Regions from separate parts of the Homo sapiens genome. Here region 1 is linked to region 2. A link is an interaction called in ENCODE POLR2A ChIA-PET data of the cell type or tissue named here. Cell type or tissue: GM12878. All regions are shown on one strand. Region 1 has its middle 40 kb from the start of PGK1. Region 2 overlaps ATRX (ATRX chromatin remodeler).

What was found. ChIA-PET counts read pairs that join two places held together with the same protein. Peaks named below come from ENCODE experiments on the same cell type or tissue, not always from the same donor. Only the 100,000 strongest peaks of a DNase experiment are listed, where the experiment ranks them.
Region 1: POLR2A ChIA-PET joins it to region 2 with 6 read pairs; 3 of 35 experiments call an interaction of 5 or more read pairs at or near these places.

Annotation. Positions count from the first base shown.
Region 1 is chrX:78,061,513-78,066,512 of GRCh38, forward strand. No RefSeq gene overlaps it. Among named protein-coding and RNA genes, the nearest start is that of PGK1, 40 kb to the right of the region's middle. RefSeq lists an enhancer at 3,488-3,777. In GM12878, no CTCF peak of the experiment used is centred here; DNase peaks (open chromatin) are centred at 2,887, 3,859 and 3,869; H3K27ac peaks cover 3,154 bases.
Region 2 is chrX:77,778,771-77,783,770 of GRCh38, forward strand. The region is part of intron 1 of ATRX (ATRX chromatin remodeler); the gene reads right to left. Among named protein-coding and RNA genes, the nearest start is that of ATRX, 4.9 kb to the right of the region's middle. In GM12878, no CTCF peak of the experiment used is centred here; no DNase peak of the experiment used is centred here; H3K4me3 peaks cover 2,301 bases.

The DNA of each region.
Region 1 (5,000 bases), 280 kb after region 2:
TCAAAACAAAAACAAAAACAAAACAAAACAAAACAAAACAAACAAACAAACAAAAAAACCCAGGCCGGGTGCCCTCACGCCTGTAATCTCAGCACTTTGGGAGGCCGAGACGAGCAGATCACCTGAGGTCAGGAGTTCAATACCAGCCTGGTCAACATGGTGAAACCCTGTCTCTACTTAAAAAAAAAAAAAAATAGCTGGGTGTGGTGGGTGGCACCTTTAATGCCAGCTACTCAGGAGGCTGAGGCAGGATAAGCACTTGAACCCGGGAGGCGGAGGTTGCAATGAGCCAAGATTGTGCCGCTGCACTCCAGCCTGGGAGACAGATCGAGACTCTGTCTAAAAAAAAAAAAAAAAAAAAAAAAATGTGAGGAGCACTGGGCTATCAAAGGGAGGTGCATCCCCAAGTTTCTGGAGGGTGACATACCTGGTAGAAGGCAATTTTGGTCCCTGATACAATAGAGATATGTGAAGGTTAAACTACCAAGACCTGGCTAGAAATTTCTCAGTTCTGCCAAGGGCTGGCCCTGTAACTGGGTTTTTGTGTGTTTCTTCTTCCCTCTATATAGTAGTTGTCTCAAATCAGTTGTTGATTGCATGGCAGTTTAAGGATTCAGTCTCCTCGCAAGCTTCTCTTGGGGATAATTTTAGGGGAAAAAACAAATTCTGTACCCTAAACCAAACTAAATGTGGACAAAATGGAAAATCTCTTCAGATAGGCAGCCAAATTTGTGGTAGAATTAAAGGGTCAGATGGGAAAGGAGTAAGGTGAGACAGCCTGGTCACAAGACTTGAACACAGCTGGAACCTAGAGGTAAAAGTAGCACACTGGTTTCAGGAAGGAAAGAGGGGAAGACAGGCCTCTCTCTACCAGTCAACTGTGCAATTCTAGGCACATTTGCTGGAACTGCTCCCAAAACAGGGCCTGAACCAGCTGAGCAACCCCAAGAGCTTCCAGGGAGCAAGAAATCTGGAGGAATCTGTAATGGGCAGAAGGTGAAATCTCATTAGAAACCTGTTTGCTTTTGTAACACATGACAAGCAGGATTTTGACACTTGCGAAGAAGCTCCCCAGAGCCTGGAGAAAAAGATGAAATCTGAAAAGGAAGAGAATGCTTCTTGCCTTTGGCCACATGTCCTAAGAGGTGTCTGAAGAGATATGTGAATCAATCATCTTGATTGCTGATTGATATGTGAGAGCAACCATCATAAGGCTTTGAAGATTCCCAAGAGAAGGTCCTTATTTTAGAAAAAATCTGACTACAGAAGGAGGAACAACAGGAACGTGTACCAAGTGTACTGTATTAGTCAGGGTTCCCTATAGGGACAGAACTAATAGGATATATATATATATATCTGAGTTTATTAACTTACGTGATCACAAGGTCCCACAATAGGCTGTCTGCAAGCTTGAGGAGAAAGGAGAGCCAGTCTGAGTCTCAAAACTGAAGAACTTGGAGTCCAATGTTTGAAGGCAGGAAGCATCCAACACAGGAGAAAGATGTAGGCTGGGACACTAGACCAGTCTTGCCTTTTCACATTTCTCTGCCTGCTTTATATTCACTCGCAGCTGATTAGATTGTGTCCACCAGATTAAGGGTGGGTCTGCCTTCCACAGCCCACTGATTCAAATGTTAATTTCCTTTGGCAACACCCTCGCAGACACACCCAGGATCAATACTTTGCCTCCTTCAATCCAATCAAGTTGACACTCAGTATTAACCATCACATGTACCAAGAGCTTCTAACAGGTATGTTGTTTTCCTTGACTCTTGATTGCATCCCAGCAATATACAGGGCATTATGGGAAGAAGTCCTTGGTTTCTCAGAATGGTACCAAGAAATAGATAGCATTGCTAGAGACTGAGGGATCAAGAAAAAATAATTTTTTCTTCAAAGTAACTCACTTCAGAAATTCCACCATAGACACTGGCATTACATAGAGGCAGACAAGCATTTATTTTAATATTGCCCAATAAGCCTCTGATCCCTGATACTTATACCTTTCTGCCCATACCCAGCAGCTTAAGCATTTCTTAAGAGTTTGAGGTCCCCACATACATCCCAAGATGGGTGTTGCCGTAACTACTGTGCAAAATCTGCTATACAAGTTATTATAATGCTTTAAAAATGTAATTCCAAGCTCAGTCTAATAAACTCTCTAAGACAGCATATACAAGTTTAGGGTTAATTTCCATTTTGACCACTGCAGTCATTCTTGATTGGGTTTCACCACACCTCAGATATGCCAGGAGCAGGCAGTTAAAAGGAGCAGGTAGAATTCTACACAGAACTCTGGGCTCAAATTACCCACAGTCTATGCAGTAGCCTTTGGGGAACAGGCATCAAGTTCTGTTTTGCACCACCTCTGCTGAGGTGGTAAGAGCACTGGATTTGAGGTCAGGAGGCTTGGATTTGAATTTCAGTCATACATACCCTCTTGGTAACTGGGTTCTTGTCAAGTGTCCAGGAAGAATCAGGTCACATGGACTTGAAGAGTGTTGAATGTGAAGACTTTATTAAGCAGTGGAAGTGGCCCTCAGCAGAAGGGGAGCTGAAAGGGGGATGGAGCAGGAAGAAGGCCAGGCTTCAGGGAAGCCATTTGTCCACAGATGGCAACTGCTAAAAGGGCATTATTTATAACGCACATCTTCTGGGGCTCCAGAGGTCATGGGCAACTGCTAGACACTGTTGCAAGCTGGTACAGGATTTGTTCCTGCCAGCATCTAAAGGCACTTGACCTGGCTCCTGCACCCACTCACCTGCGTGCTCCCCCTCCCTCAAGGGGTTTGAGGTCAATTTGAGCAAAATGAGTCCCCCCACCCACACCCTTGCAAGTCCCTTGAGGGAGTCAGGGAACTCTCCTGTCCTCCAGTCTCACTACTTCTCTGGGCCTCCTTTTCTCTTCTGTAAAACGTCATGGAAAATCGTGTGACAAGACTGAAAATTGTCAATGCTAAGCAATTCTGAAGTGCTTTTTCTGGGCATCAAGTTCCATTAGATCCCTTAGACTAGAGTATGGACCCTGGGTCACCTCCTTTCTCATTTCTTCCATTCCCACGCTAATGCTAAATAGTAGCACTGTCAAAAAACTGCCAAGGGTGGAAATGGAAGTATCCATTCCTTCCACTTCCACAGAGAAAGCCTAGAATATTTTTTAAAAAATAAGCTATTTACACTTTATAGCAAGCTTTTTTTTTGAGACAGAGTCTTGCTCTGTTGCCCAGGCTGTAGTGCAATGGTGCAATTTCGGCTCACTGCAACCTCCGCCTCCCGGGTTCAAGCGATTCTCTTGCCTCAGACTCCCAAGTAGCTGGGATTACAGGCACCCACCACCATGCCCAGCTAATTTTTTGTATTTTTAGTAGAAATGGGGTTTTGCCATGTTGGCCAGGCTGGTCTCAAACTCCTGACCTCAGGTGATCCACCCACCTCTGCCTCCTAAAGTGCTGGGATTACAGGCATGAGCCTCTGTGCCTGGCCTATAATGAGCTTTTGACTGAGACTCTTAAAGTCCCTTTTCACAGATGGTATAAGGCGTTATTTGAAGGAATGTCACACTCCTCATGAGAGTGAGTCATGAGTTCCATATGAGTCATGTTTTTTTTTTAAACTCTCACTATGACTCCATTACACATTTTGAGCTTTCCACAGACCCTTATTCTCTGCCCCTGTCTACAAGTTCACAATGCCTTTGAAGGATGCTGGCAAAAGCAATGGGGTCATCAGCCTTGGAAAGAAACTCAGAAGTTCTCATGAGGTATGATAAACCTCGTAAGTGTGACAAGATGAGGTTTCTGATCTCAGAGTTAAGTTTATCTCCTGCTGGAAAAGTGTTTGATTTGACTGCTGACAAATCTGTGCACTCTGTATTATGTAGGCTCCAGTGAAAGAGTGAGGTCAAAGACTGCTATTCCCTGATGGGTCAGCCCTTCTCTTCAGAAGCCAGTTGTGAAGGTTTCAGTGTTGAGGGGAAAATTTAGCTTGAGGGATGTGTGTGTTTGTGTTTCCCTCTGCTTAAGCTGTGGTGACCTTGGGAGGGTTGTGAGCTGATTATTTTCTGTAGTGATACACAAGGTAGAGACTGACTTGATAACTGAGGGTTGGGGTTAGTTCTAATATCCTCAGCAATGATTTGGTGCAGGGGCAAACTGAGGAGGAAGCCATGGGAATTGTTAGAAATCAAGGCCGGGCCAGGCACGGTGGCTCATGCCTGCAATCCTAGCACTCTGGGAGGCCAAGGCAGGCAGATCACTTGAGGCCAGGAGTTCGAGACCAGCCTGGCCAACATAGTGAAAACTCGTCTCTACTAAAAATATTACTTTTAATGGCAAAAGCCACAATTACTTTTGCAATAACCTAATACAAAAATTAGCTGGGCATGGTGGCGCATGCCTGTAATCCCAGCTACTAGCTGAGGCATGAGACTTGCTTGAACCTGGGAAATGGAGGTTTCAGTGAACCAAGATCATGCCGTGGCACTCCAACCTGGGCGACAGAGTGAGACTCTGTCTAAAACAGAAAAGAAAAGAAAGAAAAGAAAAGAAAAGAAAAGAAAAGAAAAAAGATATCAAGGCCAAACTCTGATAGGTTATGCCAGTTGTTTACAGAGTGTGGTCTCTGGAACCAGTAACATCAACATCACCTGGGAAATTGATGAAAATTCAAGTTCTTGGGCTGCTCTCCAGACAAGTGAATCTACAGCTTCTACGGTGGAGCCCAGCAATTCACAGTTCAACAAGCCTTCCAGCATGATTCTGATTCATGCTATTGTTTGAGAACTACTGGGTTAAGAGCTTTAGTTCTCAACCTGGGCTGCATACCCAAGTTGTTTGTTTTAAAATAGAAATTCTGGGATGGGGCCCAGTATCCCTAGATAACTCTGATGTTCAGGCAGGATTGAGAACCACAAGCACATTCTCTCCTTAGGGGCAAGTTACTTGGGATTATGGGAAGTTTTTGTCATGGGCCTTTCATCTCCTTGTTGGGATTATAGGTTG
Region 2 (5,000 bases):
AGTTTAAAATTCGATGTTGACCTTCTTCCAAATAGAAAATGCTAATATACACAACATTCCTTTGCTCAAGCTGCTACTCCTCACATCTGGAATTCTCCCACAGTCTCCTTTGTCAAAACTGTACCTATATTCCAAGGACTAGATTCAAATGCTATCTCTCTTTTTTCTTTTTTTTGAAACGGAGTCTCGCTCTGTTGCCCAGACTAGAGTGCAGTGGCGCGATCTCGGCCCACTGCAAGCTCCGCCTCCCAGGTTCACGAAGTTCTCCTGCCTCAACTTCCCGAGCAGCTGGCACTACAGGCGCCCGCCACCATGCCCGGATTTTTTTTTTTTTTTTTTTTTTTTTGTATTTTTAGTAGAGACGGGTTTTCACCATGTTAGCCAGGATGGTCTCGATCTCCTGACCTCGTGATCCACCCGCCTCAGCCTCCCAAAGTGCTAGGATTACAGGTGTGAGCCACGGCGCCCGGCTCAAATGCTATCTCTCTATAAAGCTTTCCTTGGTCCCCACCAGAAATGTCTTTCTACTTTGAACTCACACAACAACTTACTTTTACTTCATGCAGCATTTATCACTTTATATCTTGCACCAAAACTAATCGTGTACATGTCTTATTTCCTCTGATATATGGAAAATAAGACTAATCTTTAACCATACTAATAGCTGTCTGGACTGCCCTCTCACAGTCAACCCTTAACTGCTAACTCATTCAAGACTCAATACAGTTAACATCTCCTTTGCAAAACTTTCCTAGACATCCCCCAAATTAGGCTTTCTTTCATTTCTGATCCCTAGCGCAATCAATATATTTCCATATTTTAGCACTGCTTTCTAATTGCTCATTTACTTACCAATCTCCCTCACTTGACTAAGAATGCCTTAAGATGGCAGGAATTTTATTACCTTTGGCATAACCCTAACACAGTGCCATGCCTGGCCCCAAATTGATACTTAAGTATTTGATCAACTAATAAAGCATTCCCCCAAAATATGGAGTGCAGGATATATACATGTGAATACTACTGCCAGAACAATAATTTCTTAACAAATATTGTATGGGACAGTTAACAAGAGTGCTGGACTACAGATACAGGAAATGGCTACTTCAAGCTAAAACTGAGAGACAAAGTTTCAGAGACAGGATCTGAAAATAGCAGCTACAGTGCAAAATTCAAAGACTTCCCAGCGCAAAAAGAACAACCGGCTAGAACTAACATAGGTATTTTCAGACGTACATCTTCAATCATAAAAGGGCAGAAATATACTGGATATAGCAATCTTTCAAAATAGAACATATCCTAAGCCACAATAATTACCAAACTTTCCAACAAAAATGTTTTTTCCTTTCCAATAAATGTTTATACAACCAGGTATACATGATACTATGACAAGTATCAGCAACAAAACACCTGTAACCTAACCATGTAAGTTTTAAGGCAAAAAGATATAAATACACTGAATAAAGAAACTTTATCTCACCACTACCCTTCTCCCTAACCCACAAAAGGCAGATAAGAGAAAATGATAAACACTCATATAAGCAGAATTTTTTGCTTATTTGTTTTTGTTTTTGTTTTTGAGACAGACTCTCACCCTGTCGCCCAGGCTGCAGTGGCGCAATCTCAGCTCACTGCAACCTCCGCCTCCTGGGTTCAAGCAATTCTCTGTCTCAGCCTCCCTAGTAGCTGAGATTACAGGTGCCCACCACCACACCGAGATGATTTTTTTTTGTATTTTTAGTAGAGATGGGGTTTCACCATCTTGGCCAGGCTGGTCTTGAACTCCTGACCTCATGATCCACCTGCCTCGGCCTCCCAAAGTGCTGGGATTACAGGCGTGAGCCACTGCACGTGGCCTGTAAGCAGAATTTTTTAAAAACTAACTTTAGGCAGGGTATGGTGGTTTACACCTGTAATCCCAGCACTTTGGGAGGCCAAGGCAGGAGGATCGCTTAAGTCCAGGAGTTCAAGACCAGACTGGGCAACAAAGTGAGACCACTGTTTCTACAAAAAAATCAAAAAATTAGCGGGGCATGATGACACACCTGTGGTCCCAGCTACATGGGAGGCTGAAGCAGGAGGATTGCTTGAGCCAGGAGGTCAAGGCTACAGTGAGCCATGTTCAGTGTCACTGCACTACAGCTTGGGTGACAGTGAGACCTTGTCCCAAAAAAAAATTAATGCTACAGACCATCTAGTCTTGTTCGTTCTGCAAATGACAAAGCAGAAGCCTGGAACAGATAAATGATTTGTCCACAGTCATACAATCAAGCAACAGAGCTATAACTGAAAAACCAAGGCTTGGCTCACAGTTCAGTGTTCATTCCTCTATACAAGCAGTTCTCAAACCATTTAGTCGCAGCACCTCTTTTCACTCTTAAAAATTAACAGCCGGGCGCGGTGGCTCACACCTGTAATCCTAGCACTTTGGAGGCCGAAGCGGGTGGAAATCACGAGGTCAGGAGATCGAGACCATCCTGGCCAACACGGTGAAACCCTGTCTGTACTAAAAATACAAACAATTAGCCGCACATGGTGGCAGGTGCCTGTAGTCCCGGCTACTCGGGAGGCTGAGGCAGGAGAATGGCGTGAACCCGGAGGGCGGAGTTTGCAGTGACCTGAGATCGTGCCACTGTACTCCAGCCTGGGCAACATAGTGAGACTCTGTCTCAAAAAAAAAAAAAAAAAAAAAAAACTAGGACCCCAGAGCTTTAGTTTCTCTTTTAAGAACCATTGTTACAAACATGTTACCTCCTTCAGAATACCTTTAGACTTTATCAATATCTATTATTGATAAATATTGATATTTACTCCCATTTGAGCTTATTCCCATTTTACAGATGGAAAAATAGAAGTTAAACATCTTGCATGTCAGCTTCCAAGCTGATCATAAGACAAGCATTAGGATAAAATTAGAGACAGACTGCTTAGACCCTCCTTTCACTGCCCTGTTATATTCAACATTTCTAAAGGAAGATCTATGCATCAGTTTTCACTGGCTTCAACTATTTAAATAGTTTCTGATATCCAAAAGAACATTCACGGTCTGGGGGAAAGCACTTCATGTAAATTCAAGAATTGCCCGTATCCTATTACCCAACCCATAAGTTTATTCAGACCCCAAAAGTGAAAAAGACACATACAATTACTTATGAAACAATTATTTCACACACCTACATCAATACTTAAATATTATTTTAAGTACTACATTTATCTTATCTCTAGAAATACAATACATAACTGAAAGCTCAAGGCCAACTATGCCAAGGGTGGCCAATAATAAAACTGGGCCTGATAAAAATTAAGGTCACAAATGTCTTTCTTTTCACCCCAACCCATTACATAACCAAGCCATTGATATTTAAATGCTTTTTAAAAACCTTTATAAAATTTGCATCTCCTCCCCCTCCAAGGGCCTGGTTTCATGCTTTTCATAGTGGAAATGCAAGTATTTCACAGATAACATTTTTCAACAATTAGGTTACAATGTAACTGCTTGTAAACTACCACCTTAACAGATACTTTCTAAGACATTCAAAATCTCTCAATTTAGACAACTTCTGCCTTTTTATATTTAAGATCAATAACAAGGTAATATAGCTGTCAGCTTTTCAAGTAATCAATTGCCATAAGGATTAGAATGACAAATTTCACCAAATCTCCCAATACTGAAATCTTTATATGCAAATAAATTAAGGCCAAGCGCAGTGGCTCACACCTGTAATCCCAGCACTTTGGGAGGCAGAGGCGGGCAGATCACCTGAGGTCAGGAGTTTGAGACCAGCCTGGCTGGCCAACATGGTGAAACCCCGTCTCTACTAAAAATACAAAAATTGGCCAGGTGTGGTGGCACTTGCCTGTAATCCCAGCTACTTGGGAGGCTGAGGCAGGAGAATCGCTTGAACCCAGGAGGCAAAGGTTGTAGTGAGCCAAGATGGTGCCATTGCACTCCAGCCTGGGCAACAGAGTGAGACTCCATCTCAAAAAAAATAAAAATAAAGAAAACAAATTAAAGTTCATCAGTCATGAAGCCTCCATTCCAGGCCCTAGCTCCAGGATGACAATTCTAGACACATCCTGGGCCAGAAGGGAATCTGCTGCCCTGAAGGGAAGGTCCCAGTCCTAGCAGCATACATCACCTGATAACTGAAGAGCCCTTGGGCCCTGAATAACCAGCAGAGAGCCAGGCGCGGTGGATCACACCTGTAATCCCAGCACTTTGGGAGGCCAAGGCAGGTAGATCACTTGAGTCCAGGAGTTCAGGACCAGCCTAGCCAATATGGTGAAACTCCCTCTCTACTAAAAATACAAAAATTAGCCAGGCGTGGTGGCACACACCTGTTAATCCCAGTTACTTGGGAGGCTGAGGCATGAGAATCACTTGAACCTGGGAGGCGGAGGCGGCAGTAAGCCAAGATCACGCCCCTTCACTCCAGCCTGGGCAACAAAGTGAGACTCTGTCTCAAAAAAATAAATTTAAAAATTAAAAAATAATCAGCAGTGACACCCAGGTACCCAAGTACTACATTGAGAGCTTGGTGATTATAAAAGACCTTATCTTTTATAATGCCAGAAGCAAGTCAATCTTATTTCAAACAACACAAACAACCAAAAAAATCCTTTAAAAACAACAAAACCTTTAAAGACTGAGCCACTGATTAGTCAGTGTATGTTTTAGCCAGGTCATCGGTTTATTTTCCTTCCTCTTGTCTTCTGGCCATTTTTCCACCACAGAATCCTAGAATATTACTTTTTTTTATAAACACAAGTAAAAATTAGAACTAGTCTTTGTTCCTGCTTTTTAAGTGCTTGACAAAATATTTGATAAAGAGAAAATCTGGAACTACTGTGTAAAATAATATTAACAATAATGCTTATATTATTTCTGCCTCACATTAGAAAAGACTCAAGAGGGATTTGGTACTGTGGGTTCAACTCAAGCATTACCTGTCAGATTCTCCTTTAACCATGATTATGGTTTAGGAGATCGATGACACTTC